Linked DNA regions of Mus musculus: all the other regions are linked to region 1. The links are chromatin loops, found by intact Hi-C in ENCODE. Cell type or tissue: heart. All regions are shown on one strand. Links, peaks and the distances in the headings refer to the core of each region. The heading gives the core; the rest is flanking DNA. Region 1 overlaps Spag1 (sperm associated antigen 1). Region 2 holds the start of Mir8097 (microRNA 8097). Region 3 overlaps Rnf19a (ring finger protein 19A).

Region 1 (5,362 bases), core at 124-5,123:
GTGGTTGCTGGGAATTGAACTCAGGACTTCCGGAAGAGTAGTCAGTGCTCTTAACCACTGAGCCATCTCTCCAGGACTGTTTGTTGGTTTTTAATGTATGAGGAGAAAATGGCTGAGAAACAGCTTAGACAAAACACTCTTAAAGTAAACCACTCAAGAAACAGAATCCCTTCCCTAGAAAGCTAGATGAAGTTCTGAACTCCACAGGCCTCCTTGGGCACTGGCATACATGTGCCAAGATACATACATACATACATACATACATTCATACATACATACATACATAAGTCTTTTAAAGGGAAGAAGGTCAGAGAAAATAAAAGCAAGGACCAGTGAAGAGCCAAGAATCATGACTGCATCCTGGGAAGGCTGTTGGCTCAGGAGCCACAAGTGCTTCTGCAGCCGAACGCTCTTCTTCAAATCCAATCTCTCAGGAAACCCACTGACATCCCAGGTTGGTACTCCATGGGGCAGAGACTCTTGAAACTCATGACAATCAGCTGCATTGTTAAAAGCTCGCTTCCCTTCTCAGGCTTCCTGAAGTGGAACGGCTGAGAATGAGGCACTCAAAACAACTACATCTGGACACCCATACAAGATTTGACATCACCAGGCTCGGATAACTTCCTGTTTCAGGCTCTCCACCATCTTCCCTGGGATCAGGCAGCAGAGAGTCACCCTTAGCTGTCAGAGAACCAAAAAGTGCGCCTCCCCCAGTAGCATGTTTCCATGGCTTTACCTTTTCTTGGACAGCCAATGGAGGCCAGCTGACTACCCACTTGGATCCTAACCAGCCATGTCTCATGTGGTCCAAAACCACAGAATCAAACCAATCAGGGACCTATGTACTGACTTCAATATTTGAAAATTCCCCAACACTTCCATTGTTGATTTGTCTCCCTGAAGGCAATGGCATAAAAAGCATGAAATCATTTTTTAAATGCTTACCTCAGCACATAAAGAATTTTTTCCAGGTGTTTCACATCTGAACAGTTTTCAATATACTTGAAATCCAAATGTTCGATGGGAATTTTAAATGTTTTTGTTGTTCCAAAGCCCCACAATGATGGACAGTCCTTAGCCTTAGCAGTCATGGCTGAAACATAATGTAAAAAAACAGATGTGAATCTAATATACATAATTTAGCTCAATTATATATATCATATAACATTATCATATGTATGTAATAATATATATACACACATGTATATGTATATATGTATGTATATATAATTTAGCTCAATCTAGGTAGTCCTGAGTGATCTTAGAGGGAAATAAGCAGAGTGATTTTTTTTTTCCTCAAAGAGGAAGGTTGTCTGTTTTGAACTTTCCTCTCAATATTAACCAAGTCAAAATATTCATCATACATGTATTATCTAAGACTTCACCTTAAACAAGGCCTGACAGAACGATAAAACATTCGGGTGCAAAAACTACAGGTTATATAAAAATCAGGTTTGAGGGCTTCTTGATGAAGTAGAACTGCATGCTTCTGACATGAAGTGAAGCTGTCACTGGGTGCTAGAAAGTTAAGCCCTCCCACACAGATGTGGGCACAAGCGACAAAGCCTCCTGAAATGAAGTTGTGTATCTCAACAGGTTGGCACGTAACAGTCGGTTGCTAAGTGTGGGACTGAGGAGATGGCTCAGTGGCCGAGAGCAGAGCCCGGGGTGGACTGCCAGTGTCCACAGCAGTCCTGTCATTTCTCCTCCAGGTCATCTGGGGCTGTCTCTGGCTTCTGTGGACACAGGATGTGTGATGCAGACACACATGCAGGCACAATCTTTATATAATAAAATAGTAGTCTGTTTAAAACACTCTTAATTCCTTCCCCAAACTTAAAAAATCTAAAGAATTAAACAAAGACACAAAGTGGAGCCAGATGCCTTTAGCTCCAGAGTTTGGGAGCAGGCGGATCTTTCTGAGTTCTAGACCAGCTTGGTCTTCTTTTTTTTTTTTTTTAAAAGATTTATTCATTTATTATATGTAAGTACACTGTAGCTGTCTTCAGACACACCAGAAGAGGGCGTCAGGTCTTGTTATGGATGGTTGTGAGCCACCTTGTGGTTGCTGGGACTTGAACACTGGACCTTTGGAAGAGCAGTCGGGTACTTTTACCCACTGAGCCATCTCACCAGCCCCCCAGCTTGGTCTTCATATCAAGTTTTGGCCAGTCAAGGTTACATGGTGAGATCCATCTCAATAAACAAACAAAACAAAACAAAACAAAACAAAAACCCTATTTTTAAAAAGCTTTCAGATTTATAAAACTTTTGTATTCTGTCATGAAATCTCCACACTAACATAGATTTGGCAGAAAAACCAAACCAAACCCAGTTTTCCTTCTGTTGCTGGGACAAACACCATGACCAAAAGCAACTTGGGAAGGAGCAGGCTTATCTCATCTCACAGATTACAATTCATCACTGAATGGAGTGGGGCTGGAACTCAGGGCAAGAACATGGAGGCAGGAGCTGAATCGGAGGCCATAGAGGGGTGCTGCTCACTGGCTCACTTCCCAAGGCAGCCATCTTTCTTATAACTCCCAGGACCACCCACGGCAGGCTGGACCCTCCACCATCAATCATTAATCAGAAATACCCCACAGACTTTCCAATCTGATAGAGGCAATTCCTCAGTTTTAATTCCCTTTTGCCAGATGACCCCAGTTTGTGTCAATCTGACAATTAAAAACAAACACACAAAAAGCACATATTACAAACTTACGTTCACACTACGCAATAAAAGCACATTCATCAAGACTCACAAGCTTTTCTAAGTTCTTCTGAAGTATGTTTCTTTCTTTCTTTTTATTTCCCTGTGTAAAATCCTTAAACCTGTGGCAATTAGAAATGTTAGCTTTCTGGGCATTTAGATTGTTCTCGGGAGAATTTTTCCGTATTTCTTTTCAGTCTTTCTGTCTAAAAGCTTGATCATGGCTGGGTCTGATTTATTTGCCATCACCCTGCTCACATTCATTTCCTGTATTTCCTAATCAGTGTAGTAGTAATATCTCCTGTGCAAACTACCATAGCGTTTCCTGGTAACCCCAGTAACGTGAAAACTCAGCTTCTCCTACTCAGGCAGCCGGCGCCCTCTGCAGCCAGAAACGGAAGTGGCACGCCCCAGCCATGGCAACGGTTTCCAGGCACCGCCAGACCCAGGTAAAGTGTCTAGGACGAGCCTGGGAACTAGCTCTTGGGCCAACCTGCAAGCTTTGGCGCAGGGAGTCCTTCCTCCGGCTTGGGCTGGGGGCTGAAGCAGATGGCTGTCCCCAGGAAACCACAGTGCGGCAACTCCACCCCCGTGTGAACCACAGCGGTGGAAAGATCCAATCGCCTTCCCAGACTAGAAAGGACGTTCGTCGACAGTGTGCGTGTGCGGCCGCTTCTCCACGCCCCGAGGGTGCTCACCTGGGTCTCTGTAGCCAGCGGAGGATGCCGACCCGAGACCCGAGCCGGTGCCCAATGCGGCTGGGCGGAGACTAAGCCCTCTGACCCGCAATTGGCTACCCCTGCTGCCCGCTGATTGGCTTCACAGGCCGCAGCCAATTTCTGCCCTCACAGAGGGCAGACCCCCGCCCCCTTGGGATTTAGTCTGTTTTACAGTAAGTTAGAAGGTGTTTCTTTTTGCTTTGTTTTGATTTTTCGTGACAGGATTTCTGCGTGTAGCCTTGACTATCCTGGAACTCCCTCTGTAGATACGCCTGCCTCTCCCTCCCGAGTACTCGGATTAAAGGTGTGTACCACATACACCACTTAAAACGCTGTTAATAGACCGCTGTACTCCTAAGGGAAGTGGTGTCTAGTCCTACGTAACTGAAATACTTAATTGAAACGTCAGACTCTGTTGCACACTAGGTTTACTTATCTACCATCCTTTGAACAAGAATAAATGAAAGGCACATTTTCCTCTTTTCCTACAGCCACATTTCCTGAGAGGATGGTGAAGAGCAAGGTACCCCTTAGAGTGCTGGAGATACAAACATGATTGACAGAAGCAATTCAGATGAATAAAACAGTAGAGGTCGTTTTGTGGAGAAACTTCCATTTTAAATACATTTCAGATTTGGTGCCCAGTTCATAACAGGAATCCAATAAATTCTCCTTTTTAGAAAAGTCTGCAGGAAGGGGCCACTGTGGCTGGTATCAATTCCAATGCTCAACCCATTACATTTATATACTTACTTAGGGTTTCATGTTGGAGAATGCTAAACTGCATATTTATAGATGAAGACTCAATCTTTCGGATAATCCTTAAGCTGTCTCACTTATGTGAACAGCATCCAGACAGCAAAGCGAGTCTCAAGCAAACACCTGAACTTCCGAAGCACTGATTTCCTGCAGAGGAAAAACTGTAACAATCTGGAGAAAGGCTGTCATGCCATGCATGGGCTTGTAATTTTCTTTCCACACTTCATGTTTTCTTCTGGCTATACAATCTGTGCTGAATTGAAAAAGGTCAAAATAATCTGAAGACTGTGGGCAAGCAAAAAAAATATCTGTAGTCATAAAGAGACCAACAAAGAGATATGTAAAGAAAGGCTTAAGCCTGTAATCCCAGCACTCGGGAGGCAGAGGCAGGCGGATTTCTGAGTTTGAGGCCAGCCTGGTCTACAAAGTGAGTTCCAGGACAGCCAGGGCTACACAGAGAAACCCTGTCTCGAAAAACCAAAAAAAAAAAAAAAAAAAAAAAAGGCTTAGTAAGAGTTACACGGCTAACTCACAAGAGCCAACAAAGTTTATTCTTACAGAGCTCTTCAACAGCAAAGTATTTCAAGCTGTGCCTGGTAGTGTAGGCCTGCACTCCTAATTACCCAGGAGGAAGGAGGATTTGCAGAGTCCAGAAAACTTAGTAAGACACAGAGTAAAGCAACAGAGGGGAGCACCTTGGAGGAGCGCTGGCTGTTCTAGTAGTCACTCTTAGCCTCTACGTAGCTACGTAGCCAGAGACAACCTTGAACCCCTTCTATATCCTCCGGCCTCTACCTCCCAAGCAGTGGGATTTCAGACAGGTTTCACTACACCCAATGCCCAGAACTATGTGGTCTGAGGGATGTGTGCACCTACGTAAGTGAGGAAACTTATTCTACCAAAGTCTGTGTGGACTGTATGCACACACCCAGAAGGCAGTGTCAGATGCCCTGGAACTGGAGTTCCAGTCTGTTAGGACAGACCCAACATGGATATTCAAACAGAACCAGGGACCTTTGAAAGTACAGCAAGTGCTCTCAACTGCTGAGCCAGTCCTCTGACCAGCTGTCTTAGTCTATTCGCTTCTGATTTTTATCCATTACTTTTGACTATTTACAGTTCTTTTTTGTTGTTGTTTTGGGGTTTTTTTTTTTGTTTTTGTTTTTTT
Region 2 (5,362 bases), core at 277-5,276, 58 kb before region 1:
GTAACCATTTGGATACTTAGACACTTGAGCAAGATGGTGGCAGTTTTTGCACAACTCTGAAGTAGAAATACTTGGTACTGTTACATATCTCAAGTGTGGTTGTTGCCATTTTAGAAGACGGTAAAAGGTAACTAAGGGACTGACAGTGGCAGAAGACGGTCCCATTAGGATGGAAGTATTACAGTCACCTGTCACTAAGGCAAGTTAGTGCCCTTTGATTCTTGGTGCCTTTGGGAGAGACTGGGTTTTATGAGCCTCGTCATTTGAGGATTTTTCTCTATCATTTCCCATAATGTCTTCTCTAGTCACCTTGGATTATATAGAAAAATACAGGAAATAGGTAAACATGAATGTGATTATTAACTACACTGAAAAAGTATTCACCTACCAAAGACACACTCAGGCTTTAGTAAATTTAACGTTACATAACCTCAATTTTTAACATGTATATCTTTTTGAACCATGAAATCAAAACAATGCAGAGCTTGTACCAAGCTTATATAAAAGGTCTACGTGTGGCTTTGTTTCCTTTTCCTTTTGTTTACGGGGGATGTTCAGCTGACACGAGCAGAAGTTGGCCAAAATACTGCCTGCACTATTGACTTCCCACACAGCTCTCCCGGCAGACTAACCTCATAGTGGTCAAGTACTCCACCTTAGGTGTTTCCTCTAAGTGTTACCATTATGGTGCTACTGAGCATTTTCTTTTGGTAAACAAGGAAAATGTCCGGGCTGCAGCCGTGTGCCGTCCGTCGTTTTCCTCGCTGCATCCATTAATCTGCTTAGAGAACACTAGTGCCAGCTCTTTTAGCTGATACTGCTCATTATGGTATTTGTACATTTGTTTGCATTCCAATTTTGTTCAGTAATGAGTGTGTGAACAGCAGACATGAAATAAATGTAAATACTAATGGATTTGGTGTGTGCCCAGGAATTTTTACAACAATGGATTACTCATTTGTTATATTAGTTGGGGTTCTCTATAGGGACAGAATTGATAAAATGAATCTATACAAATAGAAAAGGAGATTTGTGGCTTACTACAGGCTGTGGTCCAGCTAGTCGAACAATGTTTGTCTACCAGTAACACTCCAAGAATACCGTAACTATTTAGTCCATAAGGCTGATGTCTCACCTGGTCTTCTGTATATGACAGAATCCCAAAGAAGTAGGCTCTAATGCCAGTGAAAGAATAGACTTCACTTTTGCAAACTGCAAAAGCTTCCTTTTTCATGTTTTTTATCTAGGCTGCCTCTAGAAGGCATGGCTCACACTAAAGGTAGACAGATCTTCCTACCTCAAGATCCAGGTTAAAGGTGGGTCTGGCCATTTCAAATGATTTAATTCCGAACAATCCCTCACAAATGTGTTCACCTGATTGAATTTTAATTCCAGATGTAATTTTTACTATGTAAAGCCATCACATTTGATATGTTGCAAAATTCATCAACGTTACAAGCCATTGAGATGATTCTGAGTTAGCCCAAAGAAAATACTTGCTGAATTTCTTAACCAACAATATTAGAACTAACCTTTTTCTCCATGGCAGATTTCCACCTTTATTCCCCTCCTCCCTGTGGATTCTTTTTTATCTTTTTCTTCTTTTTAGTTCTAGCTGTCCTGGAACTTACTATGCTAAACCAGGCTGGACTTGAACTCAGAGATCCTTCAGCCTCTGCTTCTTTTGAGTGCTGGAATTGCAGGCATTCACCACCATGCCCAGCTTCTATTTTATGAACACTGTGTTTTGGAAATTTTTTGAATTTATACAAAGCTATAAAGGTAAATTTTTTATTGTTTTTAAAAATTAATATATGAGCCGGGTGTGGTGGCGCACGCCTTTAATCCCAGCACTCGAGAGGCAGAGGCAGGCAGATTTCTGAGTTCGAGGCCAGGCTGGTCTACAAAGTGAGTTTCAGGACAGCCAGGGCTATACAGAGAAACCCTGTCTTGAAACCCCCCCCAAAAAATTAATATTTGATGGGGCGCACATAACATTCAAATATAGATCACAACTTTTTGAAGTAGTTCTGTTCTTCTACTTTTATTTGGGTCTTTAAGATAAAACGCAGGTTCTCAGGCTTGTGCCACAAAGCACCTTTACCTGCTGAGCCATCCTGCCAGCCTGTTTTACTTATAGGACTCTGGTTTTTGGATTTTTATTTGGTTAGTTTTGTTTGGGGGGGAAGTTGGTTTTTTGTTTGTATTTTTAGTATGTTTTTGTTTGTTTGTTTGTTTGGTTGGTTGGTTGGTTGGTTGGTTCAGGTTGTTGTTGAACTCATGATTCTCCTGCCTCAGCCTCCCAAGTATTATAATTAGATTCACAAAAGATCATGCCTTGCTATCTGTTGATGTTTGTATGTGCATTGTATTTGTGTGTTGCATGTGATAGATGTCTTGTTAGTTTGTCTGATTGTATCATTCAGACCTGATCTTGATCAAACTCTAGCCCTAAATTGTATGTACAGTGTTAGTTTTTCACTTTTTTTTTTTTATGTATTGGTGTTTTTTGAGATGGGCTCTCACTGTGTAGCTTGGTTGGCCTGGGATTTGCTCTGTAGACCAGGCTGTCTTTGCCTCCTTTGCTGGCACTGAAGGCATGTGCCACCACGCCTTTCCCCATAAGCCTCAGTTTTGATTGTTCCAAATGTACTGTTGATTTTTCACTCATTGACAGTCATATCTATAACTTTATAGATATAACTTTATAGATAAGATTCTTTAGGATTTTATATGTAGAAAATTACGTCAGAAATTATGTCTGAAAATACTTTGCTTCTTCCTTTGTAGTCTGGAAACCTTTTGTAGGTGTGCTCTTTGGCCTGTTGTACTGACTTCAGCCTCTAGGACAGTGTGAAGCAGGACTGAGAGTGACCATCCTAACCTATCTTAAGTCATAGGTTTCTGCTCCTTTAGCTTTTACTCAGTAAGTTCCCTGAAGTACAAACTGTTGCCTTGCAGGACTGGTCTGGAGGCCTTGGGTTTACCTCCTTTAAGATACAGTTCCCATACCATGAAGTGTCATGTTCAATAGTTCTTACTCTGATCAAAGGTTTGTATGGCCGTCACTAACTGCAGGACATTTTCATTAGCACCAGGGGTTCCTCTGGAACATTTGTTAACACTTGAGTCAGTGGATGGTAGATGTTTCAGTGGTCTCTGCTTTGTTATTTTTATGATAATGTTCTCATATATCTTCTTTTCATGGGTCTAGGAATGATTGGGCCAGTAGCAGTTGTGTTAAGTTTCTGAGAAACTTGACACTGTCTGTTCTCAGCAGCACTGTGTGTGATTGCAGCTCTGGCACACTCGCCAGGACGCTTTCTTTTTTGTTGTCGCATCTTGGTAAACCCCTGTGTAGCACAGGGTGAAACTTCACTGACTGAATTAGCTCCCAACATACCACTCCATTGTAGGAAACGGTCATTTCTGCTGCACAGACAAAAACACTGACCTAAAAAGACAAAAGCATAGAGCAAATGGCTGTAAACCTGCCTCAGGCACTGTTAAAACCCTAAGGGAAGACAGATAATCAAGTCGCTTTTCCGCTGTGCTGCCACGTGTGGCCTTGGTGTGACGCTGAAGATTCTGCAGCAAAGCAATTTAGTCCTTAGCTCTTTTTTCTCATGGACTGGAGTCTGTTTCACAACCTGGCTTAGATTCTATACCATTGTCCCTGTTGCCCCCAGGGTCCTTGAAAACTCCATTCACACTTTTTTTTTTCTACTAGAGAGCTTTATATTTGATTTCATTGTTTTTTTTTTCCCTCCAAATTAAGAATAATTTAAGGGTTATCCCCACCAGTGCTTCTTTCTGAGGGTCATAAATAGTTCCCTTCAGATTTAGTGGTTGCATATGGAGCTTCTCAGCCAGTAGGCTGGCCATGCCTGAGTTCCAGCTGTCTGAGGGCTTACAAGATCTGACTATGCAGGCACCCCAAGAGGGGGCCAGAGAGTGTCTCCTCTTCAGAGTCTTCTCAAAAATTGGAGCTTCTCCGATCTGACCTTGGAAAGCAGCCTTCCAGGTCCACTCATTGAGTGCCTGGCACTCAGCATCCTGGGCCACATGCTGCAGGTACAGTGGTTAGTGTGTACGGAAGGGTAGTTGATCCCTGTGGCCAGCTGCATGTGAGAACTGTCGCAGGCCAGGACCCAGGAGGGGGTGCCAGAGCTCCAGCACCAGTCACTTGTCTGCCTGTTTCTCCTGGAGATAGCATATGTAAAACATTCAAGGTGGTCATCTCATCCTCTTCCAGTAACATGGATGAATGCAGTTTGTCACCCATCCCTATTCAGAGGAGTGTCCTGAGTGCTGTGTGGTGTGAGCAGCAGAGTATACTTGAACAAGCTACGACACCATAAATATCTTAAGAGACTGCCAATGTATGTATATGCAACAATCCATTGTCCACTGTCTACAAAAATAATATTAAGAAGGAGAAAACATGTAGTGACAGTTCTGGAATTTTGGTTTCTCTAAATAACACAATATTCTAAGGATGTTTTTATTTTAATCCTAGATACAGAGATATGGGCTGCTTTGGATTGTCCACAGCAGCTATGATTTGCTTCGTGTTCTAGCAGAGGCATGGTTTTGCCAGCTGAGATAACTTCTGTTGGTGTGTTGTTTGAAATCCTGAGTATTTTTCAGAGGCTATATAAATGCTAGGGCCCCGATAGGCATGGTGGTCCTTCAGGGGGTTGGTTGTAGTTTGTTAGTAGTCATGCTCAAAGAAACAAAAAGGAAGAAATTAGATTTAGGGACCTCCCTCCCCACCCCCCACCCCTATCTAGTGATAGGAGTGAAACCAAGGGGATAAAGTGTAGGAAAAACCATATTTGTTTACAGGTTAGAGAACTACTTACAGTAGGTTTCCACCTCAGGACAAAGGAGAGACCTGCTTGAGGGAAAAAAAGTGGCAGAGTTGGGAAGGTACCATTTACCCACAATGAGTCTTAAATACTGTGATTGTAAAAGTGAGATATGAAAATGATGTTCACCTAACTTTAAAATGAACAACAGAATATTGGAAAGAATGCTCCTGGGACTCAGAAGGGAATGAGGACACACTGGGGGAAGACCTGAATGCTGAGGCTTGCAGAGATGGCTGGGTTTGCAGAGACAATTCCGGGAGGCTCATCCCATCCTTAATGATAGGACCCAGTGCGCTCTTCTGGCCTATGTAGCTTGCATGTACAAGATACACATACAGACACGCAGGCATACTCACAGTAAATAAAGGCTTGAATGTTTATTGTGTAGAAAATACCTTTAACACAGAAAAAGGAGTATCCAGTGACTTTTTCCACTTGTTAGAGTAAAGAAATAAAGCAGAAAACAAAAAGTTGGGGTGGGGGACAAT
Region 3 (5,362 bases), core at 58-5,057, 82 kb before region 1:
AACATTTTCAAGTCTCAAGATTTGCTACACACAGGAGTTAAATAACTCATTTGCCCCAAGTTCTAAATGACATGTCATTTGCTCAGCATTTAGAATAAACTAATTTTGCATATGTATTTGGTTCATACATTTATTATCTTCAGTTGTCAGAACTAAGAGAAACCAGTTGTATGCCCTTAATATAACAGCAATGATGGGAAAGCGATAGCTCAATTGACAAAATTACAGATATGCAAACAAACATGGGGATCTGAGTCTGTGTCCCAGAATCCATGTAAAAAAGCTAGGCATGGTGGGCATACCTGCAACCTCATCACTAGGGGGCAGGCAGAAACAGGTGGATACTCGAAGCTCTTCAGCCAGCCAGTCTAGCTAAATTAAGTGGAGAGTTATTGAACGAAGACAGCTAGTATCAGCCCCTGACTTCACATGCATGTGCCTCCATGTTCTGTGTGTGTGTGTGTGTGTGTGTGTGTGTGTGTGTGTGCATATCCTTCACTTACTACATACAAACACATACAAGACTGCTAAATATTAAAAGCCATGAATAGTAAAATTTAACATACCATTAGTACACCATACATTATATAAATAGAGTATGAAAACCCTGAATTTCTATATTATTTCATTATAGGGAAAGCTATGATGCGAATTTATCAAATTATAGTTTCAGAATTCATTGCCAGAATCAAACTAATTTTCAAGAACTTCTTAAGTACAATGTTCAGCTTTGCCTGAAAGGACCCTGATATAGCTGTTTCTTGTGAGACTATGCCGGGGCCTAGCAAGCACAGAAGTGGATGCTCACAGTCAGCTATTGGATGGATCACAGGGCCCCCAATGGAGGAGCTAGAGAAAGTAACCAAGGAGCTAAAGGGATCTGCAATCCTATAGGTGGAACAACAATATGAACTAACCAGTACCCCCCGGAGCTCGTGTTTCTAGCTGCATATGTAGCAGAAGATGGCCTAATCGGCCATCAGTGGAAAGAGAGGCCCATTGGTCATGCAAACTTTATAGGCCTCAGTATAGGGGAACGCCAGGGCCAAGAAGTGGGAGTGGGTGGGTAGGGGAGTGGGGTGGGAGGGTGTGGAGGACTTTTGGGATAGCACTGGAAATGTAAATGAAGAAAATACCTAATAAAAAAAATTTTTAAAAGAACTTGTTGAATAAATTTTCAGATTGTCTATAGTTTTAAATGAAAAAAGTTATGTATTTTCTGTGGGAAAAATCCTTGAACACACAATTGTCTACCAATGATTACTGTGTGATATAAAGCATTAAAAAACTTACTTAATAGTTCATGATTCATTAATTGTATAAAACTCAGGTACAATCTACTATCAGATTTGAATTATGTTTTCTGATACTAAGTGTCTGTTACAACAAAAACATTAAAGGTACTCTATAAGGGGTTAAGGGTGCGTTCAGCAGGTAAAATGCCTGCCTAGTGTGTGTGAGGTGCTGACCTCCAGCACCGTATGAGCTGGGTGCGTTGGTGCATGCCTATAATTTAGCACTTAGGAAGTGGAAGCAGACAGTCAGAAATTTAAGGTCACCTTCAGCTACACAGTAGATTCAAAGCCAGCCAGGGTTGTATAAGGAGCTGAAGGGGTCTGCAACCCTATAGGTGGAACAACAGTATGAACTAACCAGTACCCTCAGAGCTCGTGTCTCTAGCTGCATATGTAGCAGAAGATGGCCTAGTCGGCCATCACTGGGAAGAGAGGCCTCTTAGTATTGCAAACTTGATATGCCTCAGTACAGGGGAACACCAGGGCCAGGATCTCTTGCTCAAGTTATCTGAAAGTTACAGAAAATTATTGCTATTTTTCTAGACATAGAGTATAACTCATCATAGATCCCAGAGTTTGCTTCCACCACTATACCTGGATCCTGTTTAAACAAACAGCTTAGATGTGATGGTATCACTCTTGAGCCTGTAGACCAACTTGCACAATATTTTCACTGGTACAGTGATTTGCAAATCATTCTCCTGAAGTTAGATTTTGAGATGGACAAACATTTTACCTAAAGGAACCTTTCTAAGGATCATTACATCTAATGCTACTGTAAAACACAGAGAAATGAGTCTTGTATATATCATGGAGAAGAAGAATGTGGTTTTTTTAGTATTCTTCATGGAACCCCAGAATACAAGTTATTTAATGAAATGTCAGAAACTGGCCAGCATAAACTGGGACGGTTAAATCTAAGGGACCCACAACAAAATCAGAGAAGATTAGCGATAGTTATAAAAGAAAAAAATAACAAGAAAACATACATGGATTATTTACTCACTTGCCACATTATGTATTAAAATTGAATAAATATTTTAGAGTTGAAAATAAAATGTAGATTCTTTCCACCATACCTGAAACTACAGTGAATTAGCTTCTTTTTTTTTTTTTAAATTTAAGTATTATATTTATGTGTATGGGTGTTTTGCTGCATGTAAATCTGTGTACCACTTGTATGTAATGCCATGTATGTAATGCCTATGGAGTCCAGAAGAGGGCATCAAATCTCCTGTGCCTGGAGTTACAGACCATTGTGAACTACTTTATGGATGTGGGTGCTGAAAATGTAACCTAGTTCCTCTGTAAGAACAGCAAGTGCTCTTAACTGCTGAGTCATCTCTCCAGCCCTTCATTGGTTATCTTAAAATGCAGGGAAATGAAATTCTAAATTCCCCCTTTTATTTAAATTGCCATTAATTTGTACTATTTCAACAAATTCTCCCAGAAGTACAATAGAATTTAAGGTGAAAACTTTGACTATGAAGAATGGGATGCTTAAGCAGTAAATCAAAAAGGGTGGAATGTCCTGCTTCTTCAAGTCTCGTAGTTATGCAGATAGTCTTGAAATTTGATACAATCTTAGTTATGATTATTACTTAAAATTTGTTGCCAGTAACAAGAAGAACATCAAAACTCCCCTAACTTTCCATAAAGTGTTGGTATTTTAAAAACAAACAAACAAAAACTTAATCGATAGGCTTGTTTGATGTTGCTTTCAATAAGAACTAGAAAGCTCTAAGTTTTGACAACTCATTTGTATATGCTCATGTATATGCACTTACAGGAATAGAACTGCTCCCGTGTATCAGTTTGTTCCTCTCCCCCATTACCATTTTACAGAGCTGTATCACAGTATGGTCATCGCTTCTGCCATAGAAGGATTGGGGCATAGATTCAGTGCATTATTTACTTATCTGTTGCTATGATAACTTGCTGTGCCTAAGGATGAGCCCATCACCATCATAGTGGGGGAGCAAGGGCAGCCGCAGTCATGGTGGAAGGAACTGCTGAAAGCCAGCATCTCACGTGGGAGCAGTGAGGAGCAGAGAGCAAAGGGGAACTGGCACGTGGCTTCCGAAACCTTAAAGCACACCTCCGGCGACATGCTTCCTCCAGCTCAGCACTCAAGTGCTGTATGGGGTGGGGGAGGGTGAACCATTCAGGTCACTACACACAGTCTCCGTCTTACCCAGACTCCCTTCTTATGTGTACTAGCTAACTGATGCGGGCTGGGTTTACATAGAATTTTGTGTCAGGTGTAGATTTGTGTGCCTACCATCACAGTCAAGGATATCACAATCTTTTACGCTGCTAGTTACAGCCAGCTGTAACACTACCCCTAACTGAAGAAGCTGAGGCAGGAGCACACGGTCATGGTCTGCCTGGCTGATAGCAAGTTCAGATGTAGTAATTTAGTAAGACCCTGTCTCAAATTTAAGACAAAACAAAGCAATCAAGTAAAAAGCCCAATTTTTTAAAAAAGGTAATAATCCCTCATGTCATTCTAAGTGTCTACTCCCTCCCGCTCTCTCCCTTGAGCCCTGGCAGTCATTAATCCACTTTCCATTTCTAAAGCCTGTCATTTCAATTGTTACACATACAGAGGCATGTAGTTTGTAACTTTCTAAAACTGACTTTTTTTTTTTTTAACTTGAAGTAATCTCCCAGAGATTACATCTTGTTACTTCTGTCAGTCATTTGTTTTGATGCTTGTGTAGGAGCTGTGCATGACAGCCTAGTCATTTGCTGGTTGATGGACATTTGGGTCCTTTTTTCAGTTGGGGCTATTATGAATATATCTGCTATGAAAGTTGATGTGAAGATAATTTAATTTCTCTGGGACAAATGTCTTAACAGTACCCAAATTCAAGTTTAAAATTTTAAATATTAAAAATACTTACTGAGAGAATAGACATTAAGGCCAGTCGTAAATGTACTCGCCATCTTCTTCAACTCCACCCCAAGTCTATTTCACTTCCAGTAGAAGTCCATGAGATTATTATGTGACATTGTTATTGTTTAGTTTGTTTGAGACAGGGTCTTCTCATATAGTCCTGGCTTTGAACTCACAAAGATCTGCCAGCCTCTGCCTCTGAGTGCTGGAATTCATGCACCCCACCCACACCTGGCTAAAATTCAAAAGTAAAGAATTTAGAAATTTTAAAAGTCATTTATATCCTTTGATTTATAACTGTCCTTTTTCTTATTTCGTGTTGGTTAGACTGTAGCTGTTTATGATGTGTATTAATGCAGATATGAAAAGTGCTCTCTGAGTGTTTTAAGTGGATTCTTTTTTTCAATTTTTACTAAGTTGCTTTTGTTTTGTGATGCGTTTTAAATCATTTTCCTTTTTTTTTTTCAAGATACGCTGTGATAGCATTTGGATGTGCCAGCTGTCCAAAACTAACTTGTGGGCGAGAAGGCTGTGGAACAGAGTTTTGCTACCACTGTAAACAGATCTGGCATCCAAACCAGACCTGTGATGCTGCTCGACAGGAAAGAGCCCAAAGTTTACGCTTAAGAACTATACGTTCTTCATCTATTAGTTACAGCCAGGAATCTGGAGCAGCAGGTATTATGTCTGTATTTATATACTCGGGGTGGGGTGGGGTGGGGCGTGAGGGGGCAAATGAGTGGAGATCAGAGGATAATGTGGGTGTAGGTCCTCACCTTTTGCTTGCCTTAAACAGGGTGCCTTATTTTTTTTCTGTTGTGTATGTCAGTAGAGCTACCCTGGACTTCCCCTGTCCCTGCCTTCCATTTCACCATAGAAGCACTGGGATTGCAGACGTGTGTGTACTTCTGTGCTTGTTTGCCCGTCTGTGTGTGATTTCCGGGGATTCAAACTTTGATCTTCATAAATATGAAGAAAGTACTTTCCTTACTGAGCCCTCTGCCTAGTCCCTATCTGATTTTAAAAATAATAAGTTATTTGACACATAGAGATTGCTTGGTGATTGGGGGGGGTGGGGAAAGAAAGGGGTTTATTCAACTTATACTTCCACATTGCTGTTCATTACCAACAGAAGTTTGGACAGGAACCTAGAGGAAGGAGCTGATGC

The links. Hi-C counts contacts between places; a loop is a spot of excess contacts. Peaks named below come from ENCODE experiments on the same cell type or tissue, not always from the same donor. Only the 100,000 strongest peaks of a DNase experiment are listed, where the experiment ranks them.
Region 2: a loop joins it to region 1, with 2.0 times the contacts of the local background. A loop is called at or near these places in 2 of 42 quality-filtered maps.
Region 3: a loop joins it to region 1, with 2.6 times the contacts of the local background. A loop is called at or near these places in 16 of 42 quality-filtered maps.

The regions. Positions count from the first base shown.
Region 1 is chr15:36,177,430-36,182,791 of GRCm38, reverse strand. Spag1 (sperm associated antigen 1) reads right to left here. Exons shown (of 20, transcript NM_001359982.1): 2 at 4,189-4,341; 3 at 949-1,096. The coding sequence starts at 4,222. Among named protein-coding and RNA genes, the nearest start is that of Spag1, 3.4 kb to the right of the region's middle. In heart, for the core only: a CTCF peak has its summit at 3,106 (motif pointing left); a DNase peak (open chromatin) is centred at 3,131; H3K4me3 peaks cover 840 bases; H3K27ac peaks cover 749 bases.
Region 2 is chr15:36,235,486-36,240,847 of GRCm38, reverse strand. Spag1 (sperm associated antigen 1) reads right to left here. Exons shown (of 20, transcript NM_001359982.1): 20 at 5,227-5,362. It overlaps Rnf19a (ring finger protein 19A), which reads left to right. Exons shown (of 10, transcript NM_013923.2): 10 at 1-914. It overlaps Mir8097 (microRNA 8097), which reads left to right and starts at 684; the gene lies at 684-802. In heart, for the core only: no CTCF peak of the experiment used is centred there; no DNase peak of the experiment used is centred there.
Region 3 is chr15:36,259,525-36,264,886 of GRCm38, reverse strand. Rnf19a (ring finger protein 19A) reads left to right here. Exons shown (of 10, transcript NM_013923.2): 3 at 4,664-4,872. Among named protein-coding and RNA genes, the nearest start is that of Rnf19a, 21 kb to the left of the region's middle. In heart, for the core only: CTCF peaks have their summits at 306 (motif pointing right) and 2,506 (motif pointing right); no DNase peak of the experiment used is centred there.